2 separate regions of the Homo sapiens genome follow, and region 1 is linked to region 2. A link is an interaction called in ENCODE POLR2A ChIA-PET data of the cell type or tissue named here. Cell type or tissue: K562. All regions are shown on one strand. Links, peaks and the distances in the headings refer to the core of each region. The heading gives the core; the rest is flanking DNA. Region 1 holds the start of KIF5A (kinesin family member 5A). Region 2 holds the start of CYP27B1 (cytochrome P450 family 27 subfamily B member 1).

Evidence for each region. Peaks named below come from ENCODE experiments on the same cell type or tissue, not always from the same donor. Only the 100,000 strongest peaks of a DNase experiment are listed, where the experiment ranks them.
Region 1: POLR2A ChIA-PET joins it to region 2 with 6 read pairs; 4 of 35 experiments call an interaction of 5 or more read pairs at or near these places.

The regions. Positions count from the first base shown.
Region 1 is chr12:57,549,264-57,557,586 of GRCh38, reverse strand. KIF5A (kinesin family member 5A) reads right to left here and starts at 7,543. Exons shown (of 29, transcript NM_004984.4): 1 at 7,187-7,543. The coding sequence starts at 7,315. RefSeq lists an enhancer at 6,616-7,208 and a silencer at 7,477-7,816. In K562, for the core only: a CTCF peak has its summit at 7,550; DNase peaks (open chromatin) are centred at 4,046, 4,556, 5,086 and 7,576; H3K4me3 peaks cover 2,804 bases.
Region 2 is chr12:57,766,801-57,775,123 of GRCh38, reverse strand. It overlaps CYP27B1 (cytochrome P450 family 27 subfamily B member 1), which reads left to right and starts at 8,046. Exons shown (of 9, transcript NM_000785.4): 1 at 8,046-8,277. The coding sequence starts at 8,083. METTL1 (methyltransferase 1, tRNA methylguanosine) reads left to right here and starts at 3,019. Exons shown (of 6, transcript NM_005371.6): 1 at 3,019-3,150; 2 at 3,867-4,030; 3 at 5,168-5,352; 4 at 5,446-5,559; 5 at 5,720-5,821; 6 at 5,973-6,653. The coding sequence starts at 3,041. The coding sequence ends at 6,128. EEF1AKMT3 (EEF1A lysine methyltransferase 3) reads right to left here and starts at 2,510. Exons shown (of 3, transcript NM_015433.3): 1 at 2,223-2,510; 2 at 1,996-2,107. The coding sequence starts at 2,399. RefSeq lists enhancers at 2,346-2,855, 2,986-3,275, 2,961-4,160. In K562, for the core only: no CTCF peak of the experiment used is centred there; DNase peaks (open chromatin) are centred at 2,583, 2,943, 3,273, 7,933 and 1 weaker place; H3K4me3 peaks cover 2,734 bases.

The DNA.
Region 1 (8,323 bases), core at 116-8,115, 220 kb after region 2:
ATTAACATATGTATATATGTAGAAAAAACACTGGAAAAATACATCAAATTATTATTAATAACAGTGCTTCTTTGGGGTGGTAAGATATTGGGTGATTTTTAGCTTCTTCGGTGTCCTTTCCTTTGTCTTGAACTTTGTTAACAATTAAAATGTATTAGTGTTGTAATTACATTATTTTTAATATTATTAAAGAAAAATCTACCTTAATTTTGAATTGTAATTAATTTTAAATTGTAATCTACCTCAATGTTTCTCCCACCCAGTGGCCAAGAAACAGAAACAAGCAAAATATGTCTATCTCAAGCCAATGCCTCTCATCTTTTTTTTTTTAATTTCCTTTTTCCTTTATTATGTGACATAAGACTTATTGACTTCGTATCAGCATTTAAGTATGTTAACTTTATATAATAGCATTTGGGTTGGGGATTGGTGCATTTCCGGTTGTACGAAGGATAGTTGTATTATATTAGGCGCATAATTATGACCTTATTATTGTCCTTATTTGAAGATTTGTACGATCTCAGGAGATGTGTATGGGTTCAAGTTGATGAGGGGTGGAATTGTGATGGTTAATACTGAGTGTCAACTTGACTGGACTGAATGATGCAAAGTATTGATCCTGGGTGTGTCTGTGAGGGTGTTGCCAAAGGATATTAACATATGAGTCAGTGGACTGGGAAAGGCAGATCCACCCTTAATCTGGGTGGGCATCATTTAATCAACTGCCAGTGCAGCCAGAATATAAAACAGGCAGAAAAATGTGAAAAGATGAGACTGGCTTTCTCATCTCTTTCCCACCAACAATCTCTATCCATGCTTCATGAAGCCAGGCACCCAGCCAAAGGGGATTAAATGTAACTCTCAAGCCAATCTTGCCCCTCCCCTCCCCCCACAAACACATGGGCACCAACACACCAACCACCCCACCCCAGCCCCCACACACACTCCCTCAAAACATTCCCAGTTACAGGATCTAGAAGGCTCCACAGACGCATTAAAATGGAGAGCGCTCTCCAAATGCTGAAGCCAATTATAGCCCCTTTTCATCAGGAACCCCTTTACATCAGTCTAGGCTGGGAAGAAAGAAAAGAGCAGAGAGGGAAGAAGGAAGAGATTCTCAGATCTGAGTCTAAAAGATACCCAAGAGTGGGCTGGGCGCGGTGGCTCACATCTGTAATCCCAGCACTTTGGGAGGCCGAGGCGGGTGGATCACGAGGTCAGGAGATCGAGACCATCCTGGCTAACACGGTGAAACCCCGTCTCCACTAAAAATACAAAAAATTAGCCGGGCGTGGTGGCAGGCGCCTGTAGTCCCAGCTGCTTGGGAGGCTGAGGCAGAAGAATGGCGTGAACCCGGAAGGCGGAGTTTCCAGTGAGCCGAGATCGCGCCACTGCACTCCAGCCTGGGTGACAGAGCGAGACTCCGTCTGAAAAAAAAAAAAGATACCCAAGAGCTAAAAATTGGTGCATTTAGTAATCTCCTGAGCAGGGAAAGCCATGTGACATGAGATATGATTTCAGGAGTTCTGGGAAGGCCTGCTACCTACTTCTGTATTCTTGGCTGGGCTCTAAAATTCCAAGCCTGGCTCTTTATGTCTTTAAGTTGTTTATTCCTTTTAAAATGTAAATTTGTTTTTTCTTTTTTTTCTTTCTTTCTTTTTCTTTTTTTTTTTTTTTTGAGATAGAGTTTCACTCTTTCGCCCAGGCTGGAGTGCAGCAGCATGATCTTGGCTCACTGCAACCTTCGCCTCCCAGGTTCAAGCGATTCTCCTGCCTCAGCCTTCCGAGTAGCTGGGATTACAGGCGCCCACCACCACGCCCGGCTAATTTTTATATTTTCAGTACAGACAGGGTTTCACCATGTTGGCCATGCTGGTGTCGAACTCCTGACCTTGTTATCCACCCGCCTCTGTCTCCCAAAGTGCTGAGATTATAGGCGTGAGCCACCGTGCCCAGCCAATTTGTTTTTTTAATTTTTATTTATTTATTTATTTTTGAGACGGAGTCTTGCTCTGTTGCCCAGGCTGGAGTGCAGTGGCAAGATCTCGGCTCACTGCAACCTCCGCCTCCCAGGTTCAAGCAATTCTCCTGCATCAGCCTCCTGAGTAGCTGGGACTACAGGCAGCCACCACCATGCTCGGCTAAGTTTTGTACATTTCTTTTAATTTTCTATTGATTATACTCAGGATGAATTAATTTTGCCTGATTTTTTTTTCATTACTGCTCCTTGTACAGCAGGGCTAACCCATGGGCAATGTGCCTAGAGAAAAGTGATCTTTTCATGAAAATAACTAGACCAGTGGTCTTCCACTTTTCCTGCCCATAGACATGGGAAGCACCACCATTATTTACAGCTCTCATAACACACAATACTCTGAATCAGACTGTAGTATGTTGTGGGAGGTTCCTTATCAGAATCTGGGGGAGTATATAGATAGTTAGCAAAAGCCATATCTGATGTTCCTCTCCCCTGCCTCTGCGCAGGCCACTCCATGGGCTATGGATCACAACCTTGATCCAGATTTTCTTGAAGGCAGGGATTCCCTTTAAATCCCCAACACCAAACACAGTCCCTGGCCTATAGGATGCTGATGTAGTTTGGATGTTTGTCCCCTCCAAATCTCATGTTGACATTTGATCCCCATTGTTGGAGGTGGGGCATGGTGGGAAGTGCTTGGCTCAAGGAGGTAAATCCCTGATGAGTGGCTTGGTGCCTTCCCCATGGTAATGAGTGAGTTATCGCTTTATGAGTTCATGTGAGAGCTGGCTGTTAAAAAGAGCTTGGCACCTCTTGCTCTCCCTCTTTTTCCCTCTCTCGCCATGTGATTCCTGCTCCCTCTTTGCCTCCCACCATGACTGGAAGCTTCCTGAGGCCCTCATCAGAGCAGATGCTGGTGCCATGCTTCTTGTACAGCCTGCAGAACTGTTAGCCAAATATATCTCTTTTCTTTATAAATTACCCAGCCTGGGGTATTCCTTTATAGCAACATATAGAGGACTATGACAGATGCTCTTCATAAATATTTGTTGACTAAACATAGATATTGACAAGGAAGGGAGCAAGAAGATACTTGGGATCTGGAGGTTTGCATGAAACAATTAGTAAAAAGGAAAAGTGTTACCCACTTCCCAATTTTGTCAAAGCTAGCTTGTGGGGAGATAGCATATAAAATAGTGATAATATCTAACTCTTATTGAGGGTTTACTGTGTGCCTGCCATGTTACAAAGCAGTTTATATGCATTATCTCATTTAATGTTCACAGTAATCCTAGGACATAGATACTATTATTATTACCACTTTATAGATGACGAAACAGGCTCAAAGAGGTCAGGTAGCTTCCCCACAGTCACATGGCTGAGAAATGGTAGAGCACAGTTTCAAATTCAAGCAATCTGATTCCAGACCCACACTGCAAAGTGATCCAAGAACTGAAATGCCAACACTGTGTCAGAGCCTTATCAAGGCTTTTTCTTCCCCTACTCCATATCCCCCCTCCTCACATTTGGGCATTTTTCCAAGTATTTCCAGACAGAACTAAAGCCTTTCATCACTCCCTTTTTCCAACCTCAATCCCATTTTCAGAAGTATGTAATTCTGCCACCCACCCTCTCTACCTCCAGGTAATCGAAGACTCTGTGAGTTGTTAATGAGAAATAGTCACAGAGTCCCTCCTCCTCTTAGAAATGTCGCCGAAATCCAATCTCTCTCCCACCCCCAGCAGTCTAAGTGCTCCTTATAGCCTTCTCTGAAGGGCCTCTCTTCAGAGTCCCACAGTCCAGGGTTCTTTGTTCTCTTTTAATTTAATCACACTCCGAGCCTCCCTGGTGTCTCCTCTTCCATTTGTGTATCCCAGCACCTTTCTGTACTTTTCTATCATGTGTGCTGACTGAAGCTAATTGGGGCTGGGGGTTTAAGATCAGGGGTCCAAAGATGACCAACCTGTTCAACCCTCAGTAAAGCACTTGGTATAAGCTGAACTTCAAGTGCCAGGCCTGATTTCCATAGTGACACCCGTGGGGATTGTTGCCATGGTAATGCTGGAGAGACACTGGCCACAATGAACGTTACTTCTCGTCTCCATTTTTCTTTATGAGACTCCCCCAAAGCAAAGGACAGCCCTGCTCCCCACTTCAGATATCAAATCCCAGGCCACCCCAAACAATACTGATTCTGCTCCAATAACCCTGCAGGTCCCAACCTAGCTTTGCCAAGTGAGGTACACAATGGTCCTAGTTTCTTGCATTAAGAACCCACTTAACCATTGGGAGACCTGAGGGAGGTAGCTGTGTACACTTGAATGAAGGGGAAAGAGAAAGAGTGTGTGTGTGTATGTATGTGTTTCTTCACTGTCATCCCTCCCACATCTGGTACAGATGCAGCAGTCCAGACAGCAGGCACTGGGACACTGCTGAGAAAGACCAAGGCAGAGGAAGACAGACACTTAAATGGGTCTGGCGAAAAAGTCACACTGGATTCTGAGTGTGCAAAAGCAAAACAAGATGGGCACCACACACAGACGGTGACCCAGACACCCTTCTGCTATGACTCAGGCCATTAACTTTGGCTAAGCCCCATCCCCCAGGTTCCTGGAAGAAGTCAGAGGAGTAGGGGAGAAAAAAGGCACACAGAGCTGTCTCTCCAGCTTATTCTCCTACCCTCTAACAAGCAGAACAAAGCCCACGAACAGAAGGGACTCTGAAGCTCAGCGCTGGCCGCAGTGCTGCAGAGGCGAAGGGGAGAGCAGTCACAGGAAGGAGTAGGGGCTGCATTGGGAAAGATTATCTCTCCCACCTTCACTCTTCCCGCACCTTCCTAGACATCCTGAAGCAGCCTCCCCCATTAATTCCTAAGCCAGCTCCCGACCTGGTGGGCTCCAAAAAGAGCTAGAGGGGAAAAGAGAAAAAGGAGTAGGAATTTCCTTCCCTTGTTGGGACCCTCAAGGGTCTCCTAAAAATCATGTCTCCTGTAGCCCTCATTCCCTAAATGATGAATGAATATTAAGTCTGAAAAAGCAAACTCCAAGGATGTTGCCTAAGACAAAATGGCCCCCCCGTAAGCATTTATCTTCAAGTGAGAGATTGACAGGGAGGGCTAGGGTGAGGGAAGATACGAGCAAGACAAAGGTACAGCCCTACAGATATCAGGCAAAACAGACAAGGAAGATCCAGCTGTGGAGCTGAGATGGAATCTGAATTGGCAGGGGGCCTGGGGCTTCTATTCATCTTTCCTCCTTGCCCACCTCCCACTGTGTGTCTCTCCTGTTTAGCTGGGCTAACAACAGATCGACACCACACCCCTCTTACCAACATCACCCCCTGCCCCATCCCACTATACTAGGATGGCCCAGAGAGCCTAAAGGAGTTGGTTCAGTCTTACTGGAAAAACCTCCCAGAGCAAGGAAATTGGGCCTAAAAGTTTTGCCCCCATCATCACCCTCCTCCTGTTTCTCAGCCTTTATGTCTCAGGGGGATCTGAAGCTCCAACTCTCACAACTAATGCTGGCTATCCAGGACACTCTGAGAGGGGTCCTCCAGAGTTGATCCAGGAGTTGTTTTGTGGTTGTTTTGTTTTGTTTTGTTTTGTTTTTAGCCCAGCCAGACTGAACAGACTGCAGGGCCAGCGAGGTCCCTGAAGCAAAAAGAAACAGAGGCCCTCTCCATGTGGCAAATACATACACAGAGAGAGAGAGAGAGAGAGAGAGAGAGAGAGAGACCAAAAGCATCCATTTGAGTTAACAGTGTGGGTAAGGGTGCAAGGTGGTGACAGACTGGGGCCCTTGGGGACTGGTAAGCAGGTCTCCCCCGAAGCATGTTTATTCAAAGTCCCATTCTCACTGACTCAGAAGGCCCAGGCTTCCTCCCCTTCTTTCCTTCATTCCTTTAACAAGCCTGTGTCCAGGTGCTCTGTGCCAAGCACTGTGGATAAAGATACATAAGAAGCACCTCTGACCTTGACTGCCCTCGTACATGCCCCTCCCTCCTCAAGCTAGTTTTTGTTTCCTGGCCCAGCACCCCTCAAGCCCTACAGGACTCGACCCCAGATCTTTTCTCCCCACACACAGCCTGAGGTCCCTACCAACCTCAGGGGGAGTGGGCAAGGCCTAGAATTTCCCTTTGGGCCATTACAGATAAAGGTGCAGAACAGAAACCTGGGTAGGCAATGTGATAGAAGAGATGGGAGGTTTGCAGTCACAGATTTAGGTTCAGATCCATGGATGAATAGCATGACCTTGAGAAAGTTATTCAAGTTCTTTGGGCCTCAATTTCTGCATCTGTAAAATGGAAATATTGATACTACTTCTGAATGTTGTTTTGGGGGTTAAATAATATACGTAGAGTAACAGGCCCACTGTTAATATTAGTTCCCTTAAGATATCCTCCTTGGGTAGGGCTGTCATGATGAGGTAGAGCTGGATGGCTACTTTCTATTGGATCCTCAAGAGAAAGGATGAATAAGCAGGTACTGACTAGGATCTCAGGGTTTGGGCATTTTTCTTTAGGGGGGTCAGTTGGGGAATCTGAAACCCTCTTCCTACTGTACCTGGGACCAAAAGGCAGACCTGACCTTAGGATTCCAGAGGCTCCCCCCAAGATTGGGTGTGGCATCAATGATTTCTTTCCCAGTAAACCCTGCATCAGACCTACTCCCCACAACACACACACAAAAATCCAGGCTATAACTACTTTAGGGAATGATGGAAGGTTTGGTCTTAGAGCCCACTTCCATCCACACTCTGCAGAGACCCTGGACTGCTCACCTCCCATCTAATCCACCCAAAAGTCTTCCGCCTTACCTTCCGGGAGGTGGGGGTAGAGATCTGAGCCAATAACAAAGGGAAGATGCGCTTTCTCTTGGGGAGCGGGTGGTGGAGAAGGGGAAAACATCAGAAAAACATGGGACTGGTTCTAACGGGTGGAGACGCTGCAGACAGCAGCAAAGGGGAGTTGGATCTCCCGAAGGTAGGAAAGCAGCCCCCTGCCACTCTGCAGAGACTCGGCCGCTGGCCTGGCCAGGCCACACCCAGCCATCCTGATGCAGGGGAGAGGAGGGGCTGCGGGGAAGAGGATGAAGGATGAGCGGCGGGGAGGGGGAGCAAAGGGACCAGCAGAGACTAAGGCTCTGCGGGGGGCGGGGAGATTCAGCCACCTGCCCCCTCCCCGAATTCCCTCCTGGGCGACACTCACCCCAATAACGACGCTGTCGTCCCCTTGGAAAATGGGGATGAACTTGTCTCCCCGCAGAATCTCAGCCTGGTTCAGGGGCCGGAATCGGCAGAGCACCTTGATGCTACATTCGTTGTTGGTCTCCGCCATGGTGGTAGCCGGCGTGGGGCTGGGACTCTTCTTGGGCTGCAGGGGTGGTGTGTGCTCCAGAGGAGAGGGCTCTCAGCAGAGGCCGAGGCGGAGGACAGGTGCTCAGTCTCTGGGGACAGAGTTGAGGGCGCCCGGGCGAAGCCTGGGGAGCAGGGCCGGGGCGCGCTGTCTCTCTCCTGCGGCAGCGGGATGCGGGCGACCTGGGCGTCTGGTCCTTTCGGGCTCTCTGCCTCTCCGCCCCTCGCGCTGCAGCGCCGCGCTGCGGGCCTGGGCGGGGCCGCGATGGAGGAGCGGGGGCGGGGCTCCCTCCACTGGGGACGCTGGCTCGACGTCGACCCCCGAAGGGTGGAACCTCACCGCTCCTCTCCTCCCTCCCCCACCCCTAACGTTCGGAGATAACCTTGCCCTCGACCCTTCCCCACCCAACTCACTGCATCCCACCCCTATACCCCCGACCTGTTTGTCCCTCCCTCAGACTCCACCCCCTGGAAGGGATAAGGGGACTGAGGTGGGCCTGTCGCCTGTGTAGCGAAAAGGGTCAACAGATCTCCCTCTCCCTTTATTCCAGGGCATCCCCCAACCCGTCACAGTCCTCTCTCCAAACTGGGATCACACTTCTCATTCTCCCCCTACGCCCATCCCATGCCCCACATGCACGGAAGCTGGACTCCCAACCCACTCAGCTTTCTGGGGGGACCCCTGCCTGTACTCCTATGAAGTTGGGTGTCGTGGGAGGTTCTGGCTACTCCCTTCCCCTTCCACATCCAAAGGTGCACTATACTGTCTCCCCAACGTACACACCAGGTCCCCAGTTTCAGGGAAGATAAACTCCCATTCTGGGTTATGGGAATTCAAAAGCAGATACAATACTTATTTTTGTGTCCTAGGCTGAGGATGGGAGGAAGATGGGTGGGAAACATCTTTGCAAGAGAAAGGGAGTCAGAAAGCAGTGAAGGAGGGGCAATGATGGGGATGGGTAAGGCCAGAGAGACTTTGAAGTCTGAGGCA
Region 2 (8,323 bases), core at 97-8,096:
TTTTTTTTTTTTTTTTTTGAGATGGCGTTTCACTCTTGTTGCTCAGGCTGGAGTGCAACGGTGCAATCTTGGCTCACTGCAACCTCCGCCTCCCGGGTTCAAGCAATTCTCCTTTCTCAGCCCCCCAAGTAGCTGGGATTACAGGCATGCACCACCACACCCGGCTAATGTTGTATTTTTAGTAGAGATGGGGTTTCTCCATGTTGGTCAGGCTGGTCTCAAACTCCTGACCTCAGGTAATCCGCCTGCCTCGGCCTCCCAAAGTGCCGGGATTATAGGCATGAGCCACCGAGCCCGGCCGGCACCCTCCAGTGTTTCTGAGCCTGCTGTGTTCACACTGTTCACCTCCTCCTCACCTGACAGAGCTTCCCTTGATGGATTCCCAGGGAGTCATGGTAGACATGGATAGAGCATGTCCACAGGCTCCACGCATACCTCGCCAGAGTTCTTGTTCTATGACATCGTCCTCTGTCTCCCTCACTAGACCATAAGCTCCTTGGGGAGAGAAAATCTGTCTTATTTATTGTTGAATCCCCAATACCTAGCATGATTCTTGGTACATAGGGGACTTGAAATACATTTTGGTTGAATGAATAGAAGAATGAATGCCTGCCTCTGGGAAGATTTCCCTTTTTTTATTTTTGAGACAGAGTTTCACTCTTGTTGCCCAGGCTGGAGTGCAATGGTGCGATCTCAGTTCACTGCAACCTTCACCTCCCGGGTTCAAGCGATTCTCCTGTCTCAGCCTCCCAAGTAGCTGAGATTACAGGCATAAGCCATCATGCTCGGCTAATTTTGTATTTTTAGTAGAGATGGGGTTTCACCATGTTGGTCAGGCTGGTCTCAAACTCCTGACCTCAGGTGATCCACCCACCTTGGCCTCCCAAAGGGCTGGGATTACAGGTGTGAGCCACTGCGCCCGGCTAGGCTTCCCTTAATATGACCTAGTTCTGTCCCTATGAACAAAGACATGTTAATTTACATTCCTAGGGAGATGACATTGTAAGAATTTTTAAACGAGTGCTTTCAGTTTGAGGTTTTTTCTGCCCATTAGATTATAATTTGTGAAACTGTTTCCTCTGTAGTTTTTGCTTCTTGACAAAAGAGAAGCAAATTTTTCCTTACCTTTTCCTTTTCCAAGTCTGCAGTGTCTAATTCCTACCCCGCTTCCTACAAAACACATCCTAACCCTTGGAAACTCATAAGCTTGTTTCTCTTAGCAATAAAAACCTAAGGAATCTGAAATATATTCATAATAAAGTTATAAAGCACTCACGAAGTTTAATGTCTGCAAGTCTCCCTACAGAGTACCCCCATATGTGCATCTTGACAGAAGACCATGTCCAAAGCCAAGGCGCTTTTAAGTGACAGTATTCTCCATAAAATCACAAAGAGTAACACAAGGCTGGGTGTCGTGGCTCACGCCTGTAATCCCAGGCGCCTCGCGAGGCAGATGGATCACCTGAGGTCAGGAGTTCGAGACCAGCCTGGCCAACATGGTGAAACGTCTTCTACTAAAAATACAAAAAGTAGCCGGGTATGGTAGCGCAAGCCTGTAATTCCAGCTACTTCGGAGGCTGAGGCATGAGAATTGCTTGAACCCGGGAGGCAGCGGTTGCAGTTAGTGGGGATAGCAGCCACTGCACTCCAGCCTGGGCGACACAGTGAGACTCCGTCTCAAAAAAACAAAAAAAATTAAAAACAAAAAAAAAGCAACACGATAGAAACAACTCCTTCTTATAGGCCTGCCTGAGTTTTATTTCCTGCCCTCCCCAATCACCCACCCTAGGTGCTTTGACAGGCAATTCGCGCTGTCTGGCACGCAGAAGCAGACGCCAAAATAAAAACAAAAACAAATTTTAAAAAAAAATTTGTTAAAAAGAAGGGGTTAGACTGGGCCCAAAGTTCTCCCCTCTCCCCCAAAGATCCACGAAGTGACCATTTCTCCGCGCCCCTGGGTCCCCACTCTCTCCCGTAAAAAGCCAGCTCACGCACCCTGCAGCGCTGCCAAGATCCCCACGATGCCTGTCCCCGCACCCAGTTCGATCACCTTCTTGCCTCGGAAATCCACATTTTGACTCTCGAAATAATTGCACAGGCTCAGGGCCTACGGGAGAAAAGACAGAGAAAAAGACAGTCGTGAGGATGGCTCCATATGGGAGAGGCGGAGTCCGGGATCTGGACCTCCCACGGACCCTCACCCGGCGCAGCCCATTCCTCACCGCGTCCCACACGCGCGCCGCCACCCCGAGGCGGGACCCAAAGTTCTGCGTGATGGTCAGCACATGCCCACAGAAACAGAACTGGCTCTTCTCCGAGTAAGAGTCTGCAAAGAGCCCGACCTCCCGCGGGAACACCGATTCCGACTCAGATTCGGGATCTGGGCCGGGGTCCGCCATCCGGCCCGCCAAGGGAGTGCCTGGGCACCGCGGCCGGCGCTCAGATCCCGGATCCGGAGCGGGGTAGAGGCTGGGGGCCGCGAGCCGTCGTGGTGTCCCTGTGGAACGAGCCCCGCCTCCCTGAGTTTGCCCTCCTTCCTCCAGTTCGATTTCCTGGAGGTGGAATGAGGAGCTGCCCCTCCCGCCCCGGCCCCGAGCGCACACTCGACGAAACCCACACGGGACCACAAGAGTCAGACCGGGCGGACTGGTCCGAGACCAGGAGTAAGGGGACAGGAGCGAGGACTGATGCCACTGTAGAAGGCGAGGTCTCTAGACCCCTCTCACCTGTGGGGTGCACAGGTGCCTGCAACCAGGATGGTAACCCAGACCAGGCAGAAGCAAGCTAAGAGAAAACGTTGGGTCCCTGGGCCTGGCCTCGCCCTCCCAGTTGGAGGCTAACGGTGCGGAGGTTCCCTCCAGCACTCGCTCCTTACAGCCCTCCCCACCTAGCCCAGCCCAGCCCAGCCCAGCCCAGCTGAATTTGCTCTTGGGTCTTTAAGGGGCGGGAACTGCCACCAACGCGCATGGCTGCGTCATTAACTTGCGCCTCTGGCCTGCGCCTCCACGTGGATTTGGTAGAGAAACCCCGGACTGGGATCATGGCAGCCGAGACTCGGAACGTGGCCGGAGCAGAGGCCCCACCGCCCCAGAAGCGCTACTACCGGCAACGTGCTCACTCCAACCCCATGGCGGACCACACGCTGCGCTAGTGAGGAGTGGGCAGAGGGAGAGAGAGGAGGGCGGGATTCTCAAAGCAGCCGGGAGAGCAGTTGTGCTGCAACTGCTGGGAGGATTTGGGGTAGACCCGGGAGGATCAGATGGGTGACGTCAGTTTTTGGGGGTGGGACCGGGAGATTCGACCGAGAGAGGAGTTGGCGGGTTGAGAGTGGGCGTGGCGTTCGGGCCTAAGTCTGGGTAGCGGTGCTAAGTTTGGGAAGAGAAATAAATTGTTACTGAGACTGAAGTGATAGAGGCAGAATGTCGTTTCCATCTTTTGCTTTTGTTTGTTGGATTTAATAAAAAGGCAAACATATACACAATCCTGCCCGCACCTTACCTTACCTTCCCTCCCCGCAGAGCACAAACACAAAGTAGGATCCCAGTGCATTAGGCAGCCAGTCTCGGGAGAAGGGGAACTTGTGCCCCAGAAAGGGCAGTTACCCGGCCAGGGTCACATCAACCGCCAGAAGTGGAGTTGGGCAGGTCAGCGTTTATGGGCCTCATGATGGTCCTATGATTCACACTGGGAGTTAAGGGTGGTTTCCATTGTCCCTCTTAGAGGCCACAGGGCCCAGTGTTACAGAATTTTTGAGAAACCCTCCTCCCTTTTACCTCCCACCCTCACCCACCCACACACTCTCACAGTACCACTTCTGCAATGGTGTGACCAACCTTCTCATGCTTCTTATGTCTTCTTTCCAATAGCCCTGTGAAGCCAGAGGAGATGGACTGGTCTGAGCTATACCCAGAGTTCTTCGCTCCACTCACTCAAAATCAGAGCCACGATGACCCAAAGGATAAGAAAGAAAAGAGAGCTCAGGCCCAAGTGGAGTTTGCAGACATAGGCTGTGGCTATGGTGGCCTGTTAGGTAACACTCAGGCCCTCTTTTTGGGGTGAGAAGAGGCCTAGTAGCTTCTGCTGCCTCAGCAACTTTTGTGGGGGGTCATAATTGGCCTTTCCCCTTTCGTCCAGACACTGGTGACATCAGCATGGAGAGGCTCCACCTACCCTCTACTCTGGGTCTGTGACCTTTGCCCTGGAGAGTGGAGGGGGCTGCCTCAAATGCTTCTTAAAACCTGGGTTGTCCTTTCTGGCGTCAATCCCTACATGAGCCATTTCATCTGCCAGGTTCCGGGTCAGTGAGCTGGTCAGCACAAGCATCAGAGATTAGCCGTTGTGGCCAGTGATCCTGAACTGTCTTTTCTCAGAGATTCTACCATCTCCCCTCCCCTTTGCCCCTCCCTCGCCAGATCTCATTCCTTCTGCCCCACTCTCCTGTTTTTTGGGTTCCTCTTGTATTGTCTGTATTGTCCCACCCATGCATGCCAAGCCACTCCCTATTTTTAGATCTTCCCAAACAGATAACAGCCTGATAGAGAAGAAGAGCATGGTACATAGAGGCAGAAAACCTTGGTTTAAGGTCCAGTTCTGCCTGGGCACAGTGGCTCACACCTGTAATCCCAACACTTTGGGAGGCTGAGGCAGGTGGACCACTTGAGGCCAGGAGTTCAAGACCAGCTACTCAGGAGGCTGAGGCAGGAGAATTACTTGAACCTGGGAGGCAGAGATTGCAGTGAGCCAAGATTGTGCCACTGCACTCCAGCCTGGGTGACAGAGCAAGACTCCATCTCAAATAAATAAGTTCCAGTTCTGCCCCTTCTTAACTCTATGATCTTCGGCATATCTGACCCTCAGTTTCCTTATCTTCACAATTTACCACAGAGTGTTATAAGGATGAAATAACACAATGTGTGAAAACACTGTGGAAAACTCTAAAGCAATGGCAAATATACATGTATCCTCAGCCCTCCCATTCTGGTCCTGGTGACAATTTTCATTTCTCCCCCCGCCTCTTGAGCATAAAACTATCCATATATGTATCTCTGTCCTCTCTTGCCGTTCTGGACTTTGGTAGTTGCAGGTTGAGGCTTCCTTTCCTGTGTTGACCCCTTTGCACTTCCTACAAGTATATGGTTGATGATTCCATTGCTATTTCTGTGTGCAGTGGAACTGTCACCGCTGTTCCCAGACACACTTATTCTGGGTCTGGAGATCCGGGTGAAGGTCTCAGACTATGTACAAGACCGGATTCGGGCCCTACGCGCAGCTCCTGCAGGTGGCTTCCAGAACATCGCCTGTCTCCGTAGCAATGCCATGAAGCACCTTCCTAACTTCTTCTACAAGGGCCAGGTGGGGAGGGGCCCTGGTGGGTTAGGCTGGTAGGCAGGTGGGGGCATGGAGGCCAGGCTCTCACAACCCTGTTGGTGTGTGTCTGTCTCACAGCTGACAAAGATGTTCTTCCTCTTCCCCGACCCACATTTCAAGCGGACAAAGCACAAGTGGCGAATCATCAGTCCCACCCTGCTAGCAGAATATGCCTACGTGCTAAGAGTTGGGGTGAGTTGGGATCGGAGGGATGATGGGGTGAGTGGCCTACTCAGGGGCCCTTCACTAAGAATTCAGTGGGGGTGCATTTAGGGACTCACACCACCACTTCCTTCATCTGGCTGCTGACGTTGCATGCAGCCTCCTGTCTAGGGTGATTTTGCCTATGCAGGGGCTGGTGTATACCATAACCGATGTGCTGGAGCTACACGACTGGATGTGCACTCATTTCGAAGAGCACCCACTGTTTGAGCGTGTGCCTCTGGAGGACCTGGTGAGTAGGGGACCTAGAGGAGGTGGAGGCCCTTTCCAGAGTGGTTCTGTATTTGGACTTAACTCAGTGCCAGGAGGATGGGATAGGTGTCTAAGGGCCAGGGGCAGTCTGAACAGTGGGCAAGGACTTATTGGACCCTTCCTTCTCCCAGAGTGAAGACCCCGTTGTGGGACATCTAGGCACCTCAACTGAGGAGGGGAAGAAAGTTCTACGTAATGGAGGGAAGAATTTCCCAGCCATCTTCCGAAGAATACAAGATCCCGTCCTCCAGGCAGTGACCTCCCAAACCAGCCTGCCTGGTCACTGACTGCTTACTCTACCTTAGCTGGACCTCGTCTCCCAGGGATTAGAGAAAAGAGCAGGAGTCCTGGGTCTTCCCAGTTGAGACTGCTGGAGCTGAGACACAGTACTCTCTTAAAGAAGGTGGGGAGCTGCCCAGGGCAGAACCCACTGGTGTTCATGACTACCCCTGGCTCCTCTCACCTTGTCCCTCCACTGCCAACAGAAAACAAAGCAGCTGACTGAGATGGTCAAAGGACTTTGGACCATAGGGGATCTTTGGAAGGCTGTGGGGTCTTGCTCTTCCTTAGCACTCCTTTCTCCTTGTGAGATCTCTCCTCAGCTGGAATGAGGAATGTAGTCCATCTAAACTGCTTGCTAGGCTCAATTACCACTTCTGTTTGCTTTGTGGATCCTGGGATAACATGTATATGTGTACACATGCCTATTCTGCCATTTCTCAGGAAAGGGTGGAGTATGTATCATATGCCTTCTACCATCCTCCTGTCCTCTCCCTGCGTAAGACTTGACCTGGGGAATCTGTGTTCCCTAAGTGTTGTCTCTGGAGAGTCCTTGGGAAGGTGTGGGGGTGGAGACCCTCTCCTTTTTCACATTGACCTTCAATTCCAGAACTTCAGAGCTAGCTGACTGGCACAGAGCCTGATAGAGTTGCAGTGGGGAATGAGGGAGTAAGGAGCAGAGAGGTAAACTGTGGGAGATTCTTTTATTTTAATTTTTTTTAGAGACAGGCCCTCTCTCTGTTGCCTAGGCTGGAGTGCAGTGGTACAATCATAACTCACTGCAGCCTTGACCTCCCGGGCTCATGTAATCCACCTCAGCCTCTCAAGGCACTACAGGCATACGCCACCATGCCTGGCTAATTTTTGTATTTTTTGTAGAGACAGTTCCACTATGTTGCCCAGGCTGGTCTCAGACTCCTGAGCTCAAGCAGTCTGCCCACCTTAGCCTCCCAAAGTGTTGGGATTACAGTCATGAGCTGCCGTGCCCAGCCTAATTTTTAAACTTCTTCTGTAGAGACAGTCTTGCTATGTTGCTCAAGCTTGTCTCAACCTCCTGGCCTCATGCCATCCTCCTGCCTCAGCCTCCCAAAGTGCTGGGATTATAGGCATGAGCCACCACAGGATTCTGAGGCTAAAAGTAGAAAGGAGCTGCTAACCAGAAAGCCCCCCAGAGGAGACCGAGTCAGCTGGGGAATTAGAACATCCACATCCATTTAGCTCCTCTAACACCCCACAGACAATCTCTGAACTTAACTAATGTACAAAAAGTTTCATTTCTGCTTCTCAAGCCCCAAATTCCCATGTCTGGAAGGAGGGGGCTTGTATACCCAAGAGACCCCCTTATCCTCAAGAAAGAAAGATGGAGGTTCTAGGAGCCATTTTAGCCCATTAACCCACCTGCCATCTGCCCAGTATATGTTAGGTACAGGAGGAGGGGGAGGTGTGGCTAGTGCAGGAAAATAATGCAGAGAAGATACAACCCACTAAGCCAAGAATGTGGGGACAGTTACAGCTGTGCCTCCCCTGCTTCCCTTCCTGGAGGAGCTGAAAGATGGGGAATTCCTGAGGATGGGCCTAAAGGGGCTGGGCTCACTGGTAGAAGTGGGAATATCAGAGACTGACTAGTGTAGCTTGGTCACCTAGTCCCTACTAAAAAGCCTTATAGCCTTTCCTAGGATGAGACTTTGAGGCTCCTAGACAAAGGCACTCTCCCAGGAGGAAAATCTTAGGCCCTCCCTCCCATGAGGGTCATTGCAACATGAGACCCAAGGGAGTTGTGAAGTCAGCCCCAGCCCCGCCTACTGTTCCTGGGTGCTAATCCCCAGCACAGACCACTCAGGAGGAGGGATTGGCTGAGGAGCTTGGAGAGGGGGCGTCATCACCTCACCCAAAGGTTAAATAGGGGTTGAGATATGATGCTCAGGAGAAGCGCTTTCTTTCGCGAGCACCCTGAACCAGACCATGACCCAGACCCTCAAGTACGCCTCCAGAGTGTTCCATCGCGTCCGCTGGGCGCCCGAGTTGGGCGCCTCCCTAGGCTACCGAGAGTACCACTCAGCACGCCGGAGCTTGGCAGACATCCCAGGCCCCTCTACGCCCAGCTTTCTGGCCGAACTTTTCTGCAAGGGGGGGCTGTCGAGGCTACACGAGCTGCAGGTAGGAAGGGACGCCTTTCCCGAGACAGAGTGCTGGGGAAACTGGT